Linked DNA regions of Mus musculus: region 1 is linked to region 2. Evidence: chromatin loops called from intact Hi-C (ENCODE). Cell type or tissue: left cerebral cortex. All regions are shown on one strand.

Evidence for each region. Hi-C counts contacts between places; a loop is a spot of excess contacts. Peaks named below come from ENCODE experiments on the same cell type or tissue, not always from the same donor. Only the 100,000 strongest peaks of a DNase experiment are listed, where the experiment ranks them.
Region 1: it touches region 2 in a loop (9-fold over the local background); 22 of 42 quality-filtered maps call a loop at or near these places.

Annotation. Positions count from the first base shown.
Region 1 is chr15:97,662,446-97,664,945 of GRCm38, reverse strand. No RefSeq gene overlaps it. Among named protein-coding and RNA genes, the nearest start is that of Rpap3, 42 kb to the left of the region's middle. In left cerebral cortex, CTCF peaks have their summits at 608 (motif pointing right) and 1,094 (motif pointing right); DNase peaks (open chromatin) are centred at 856 and 1,027; H3K4me3 peaks cover 562 bases; H3K27ac peaks cover 418 bases.
Region 2 is chr15:97,194,360-97,196,859 of GRCm38, reverse strand. The region is part of intron 3 of Gm33205 (a long non-coding RNA gene); the gene reads left to right. Among named protein-coding and RNA genes, the nearest start is that of Gm33205, 8.2 kb to the left of the region's middle. In left cerebral cortex, a CTCF peak has its summit at 1,067 (motif pointing left); a DNase peak (open chromatin) is centred at 1,066.

The sequences.
Region 1 (2,500 bases), 470 kb before region 2:
CAGTCTGTCTGCTTTTGTTTGTTTGGTTTGTTTTTTTGGTTTTTTGTTGTTGTTGTTGTTTGTTTTGTTTTTTTGAGACAGGGTTTCTCTGAATAGGCCTGGCTGTGTAGACCAGGCTGGCCTTGAACTCAGAAATCTGCCTGCCTCTGCCTCCCAAGTGCTGGGATTAAAGGCGTGTGCCACCACTGCCCAGCTACAGTCTTTCTTCTTTTCTCTACTTTACTAGCAGCTTTTTTCCTCCCACTCATCCTTGTCCCCCTCTTCTTCCTCTTCTTCCTCCTGCTCCTCCTCCTTCTTTTGAGACAGGGTCTCATTATGTAGCCGAGGCTATTCTGGAACTCCTTCTGTAGACCAGGTTGGCCTCCAACTAAGTGATCTGCCTGCCTCTGCCTCCCGAGTACTGGAACTAAAGGTGTAAGCCATTGCACCAGGCGTTTAGAATTGTCTTTTAGAATGATCTGTACACGACGTCCTTTCAGTTGTAATTAGCAGTGGAAATATGCAAAACTGCACTGGCTTTTAATCATTTTAAAAATATCTTCTGTACTTAATTCTTAATCTCACCCGGAAATTTCTGGTGTGAGATTAAGACCTCCTTGCCCAACATCCCTGTGCCCACAAGGGGGCAGCAAGGGGCAGAAGCTTCTGGGTGAGATTTAGTGCATGGTAATCTATCTTTAACAGATTATTGTTTGGGTCCCTTCTACACGATTCTGTGGAGTCTCGAAGGCTGGCTCTGGGAAATGTTACAGTTTGAATGTGAAACATCTCCTGCAAGCTCGTGTTTCGGGACATTTGGTCTCCATCTGGTGGCGCTGTTTCGGGAGGCTGTGTAATCTGGACGCTGCACCTAGCTGACAGGCGAAAGGTCTTGAGGGTTATCAGCCAGCTGTTCCTGGCTGACGCCATGGAGCACGCATCTGCCCGAGGCTCCCGCTGCCAGGCTGTGAACGCTGCCACAGTGGGCAGTGTCCTCGCGAGAGAAATCCTTCCTTCTCTAAATTGCTTCTGCCGGGTAGCATCACAGCAACTAGGAAGGCGAAAATACAGAAAGACGGAGCCCTTGAGAGCTGCCTTGCTCCTTCTGTACCACAAGGGGGCAGTAAGAAGGCACCATGTGAGGAAACAGGCTCTCACCAGACACTGAATCTTCCAGGACTTCCCCACCTGTGGTTTTCAGCCTGAATGGGTAGAGATCTAGAGATAGTCATCCCCGTCCTTGGTGCAATAGCCCCCAGGCCACCCCTCTCCCAAGTCCTCATAGTTCCCTCTCTGAAGCTCACTTAGTTCCCAGCCCTTTGCTGTACCAACGAGGTAAAGTCTACAGTCAACATCTCCCTAGTCTGCTATTTGTTCTCTTTGCTTCTAGTCCCTATAAGCCGTTCTCTATCGCAAAGGTAAAAGTAAAAATGTTTATTATTAATGTATACGTGAGAGAGAGAGAGAGAGAGAGAGAGAGAGAGAGAGAGAGAGAGAGAGAATGACAGGTGTGGTTATAGGATAACTCCATGGAGTTGGTGCCCCACATCTAGGGACAGAAAGAACTCAGTTTATCTTCATGGCAAGCATCTTTTTACCCACGTCAGCCACCAAACTTCTAAAAGCACAAGTCAGTTCTTGCCACTGCTGGATTAAGAGTTGGAAAGTTAGGTGCGTGTGGTGGCACAGGGCCTTTTTAGTCCCAGCACTCAGGAGGCAGAGGCAGGCAGATCTCTGAGTGCGAGGCTAGCCTGGTCTAGAGGGAGTTCCAGAACAGCCAGGATTACACAGAGAAACCCTTTCAAAAAATACATAGCAAAAAAGAGAAAATAAAAGAATCTGTAAGTGGTATGTCATTGCACTTTTAATAAAATATAACATCTTTTTAAAAAATTTTAAATATTAATTAAAATTTTTGTATATGAGAGTTTTGCCTCTATGTATGTATGTATGTATGTGTATGTATATATGCATGTATGCATGTGTGTATGTGTGTATGTGTGTATGTATGTGTGTATGTATGTATGTGTGTATGCATGTATATATGTGTGTATGCATGCATGTATGTATGTGCGTATGCATGTATATGTATGTGTGTATGTGTGTATATGTATGTGTGTATGCATGCATGTGTGTGTATGTATGTGTGTATGCGTGTATATGTATGTGTGTATGCATGCATGCATGTGTGTGTATGTATGTGTGTATGCGTGTATATGTATGTGTGTATGCATGTATGTATGCATGTGTGTATGCATGTATGTATATATGTGTGTATGCGTGTATATGTATGTGTGTATGCATGTATGTATGTGTGTATGCATGTATGTATATATGTGTGTGTGCGTGTATATGTATGTGTGTATGCATGCATGCATGTGTGTGTATGTATGTGTGTATGCGTGTATATGTATGTGTGTATGCATGTATGTATGCATGTGTGTATGCATGTATGTATATATGTGTGTATGCGTGTATATGTATGTGTGTATGCATGTATGTATGCATGTGTGTATGTATG
Region 2 (2,500 bases):
CCATTTCCTTCAGCCTGGCTGGCTACTGAGCCAATTACCCAAAGCCTTTCTGTCGTCTGCGTCAGCTCTCCTCGTTCCTTCACAGTTTCTGCGTTGCATAAGCATTTTAATGCTTACACAACAACCTTAGGTCTGTTGGGGGTCTTTGAACCTCAGAAGATTGTAATATATTGGCTTCAATACTCACCTGTGGAAAGCCTGATACCTTCTTTTGAGATTTCTTCTGATTCCCAGCAGACTTTCCTCTGGCTGGGGAAAGCGATGGAGGTGGGGAGGATACAACATGGACAGGACACTCCCAGCTTCTACTTCCTTCTAAGAAGAGTCTGATTTCTCACCATTTGTGTGCTAAGCCCTTCCCAATATTGTGTTCACAGGATCAAGGGCAGCAGGACCTCATTCATCTCTCATTGCCAATTAGACAGTTTGTATCACTCAATATTCATAACATGTTAGCACTTCCACACAGCCCATAAACACGGCCTTAGTGAGTAGTATGTCCTAGCATTTATTCTGTGCTGGGCTTTGTCAGGCAAAGGATACTTGAGTGACTTACTGTAGTAGTGATGGAGACAGAAGGTGGAACTGGAGAGCCATAGTCGGTATCCCTATAGAGTACTGGCAGGTGCTGTGGTCCTGTGTGAAGGGCCACAGGAGCAGGGACACACTGTGTGCTATGCAGGCACAAGGTTCTGAAAGGATCCGTGTGGTGTTGCTTCTTATGCTAATGAACAGAGATCTCTCCTTCACAAGGCCTTCCTCTGTCATGGAGGCCCAGCCAGAAGTTCCCCTAATTCCATCCGCACTGGAAACAAGCCACTTGTGCATCTGCACTAGGAAATGTCAGCCACTTGGGTTGAAGAGAAGCTGATGATGTCCCCATGTGGTCCCAGGAAGGGAATGCCACTGTCTTGAGGGTTAAAGTTCACTCTGTTACACAGGTGAGTAATCTGCAGCAGACCTCATTCCTTTTCATAACTTCCCCCTGGATTTTACATATTAGCAAATGGCTAGTTTTTTTCTGCTATAGGTCTGCTTGTGTGTGTGTGTAAAGGTGGGCTTTATCGCCATCTAGTGGCATCTTTTATCCTTGTGGTTTCTTGAGTATAAAAATACTAAATGTTACCATTAAGCAAAAGAAAAAAAAAATCCATTTTAAAAATTGATCCCTGGGAAAAACAACACTATCAACCAACCAGACCTCCCCCCAGAGCTCCCAGAAACTAAACCATCAATCAAAGAGTACACATGGAGGGACTCATGGCTCCAGCCGCATATGTAGCAGAGGATGGCCTTGTCAGACAGGGGAAGGCTCTATGCTCCAATGTAGGGGAATGCCAGGGCAGAGTGGATGGGTGGGTGGGGGAGCATCCTCATAGAAGCGGGGGGAGGAGGGGATGGGATATGGGATTTCTGGAGGGGAAACTGGGAAAGGGGATAACATTTGAAATGTAAATAAATAAAATAACCAACAAAAAAGAAAAAGAAAAAGAAAGGATATATATATATAATATATATTATAGATAGTATATATTATATAATATACATATTCTTATAAGAAAAAGAAAAAGGGTATATGTATATAACATACAACATGTAACATATAATAATCTATTATGTATTATATATTATATGTACATTATATATATATTATTATATATTATATATTAATGTATACACACACATATATATATGATCCGCATATATAGAGGGATTTGGTACCCTGACATCCAAGACTGTGCTCCAGCTTTTGCACTTTCTGTGCTACCCAGTTTTGAAGGAAATCAGCCTGTGACTGTCCTCACATGTCCAGTGGCATCTAACAATTCTAAAGTATGTTTACGGCTTCTCTCAGCGCAAGCCTCCTGAGCTAGCAAAAGCTGGCTCCTCAGATATCAAGAACACAGCCTGCTGGCTAGACAAGCCTTAGTTTGTTGCTCACCTCAGAACGTTGTTATCATCTCAGCGAGGGTAAGGTGGATACTGGGGATATCAAGCATTGTGTGAGAGAGGAGATTTTTGGCTGGGCTTTTCAAAAAGAAGGCTCAGGATTGGGTAAGAATCAGAGTAGAGAAGTCCAAGGTTGGTGAAACTATCAAGGCACAGGACTTTTAGGTCCAAGCCGTCAGGTGACAGTGTCTTTAGAAGTGATGGGCTGTTGGGAAACCTCCTGGAAAAAACAACCTAGCCCAGGGAGAAGATTTGCAGAAAAGCAAATTGATGCTGGCAAGGCAGCTCCAGGAAGATCTGTTAATACAGACAGGGAAGTGGCTATGCCTCTTATTACCCAGGCTGAGTATTGGAGTGGCCATTTCTGTTCTTAGTGGCCATCCACAGTTAAGATGCTGGCATAACATCAAGCAGGGTTAAACAAGGAAATGCCACCATAAACTGTCACAAGCAAGGCTGGGGATGTGGCTCAGTGGCGGAGCATTTCTTAGTGTGTGTGTGTAGCTCTAGGTTCAATCTCTGACACTACAAAAAAAAAAGTAAATAAGTT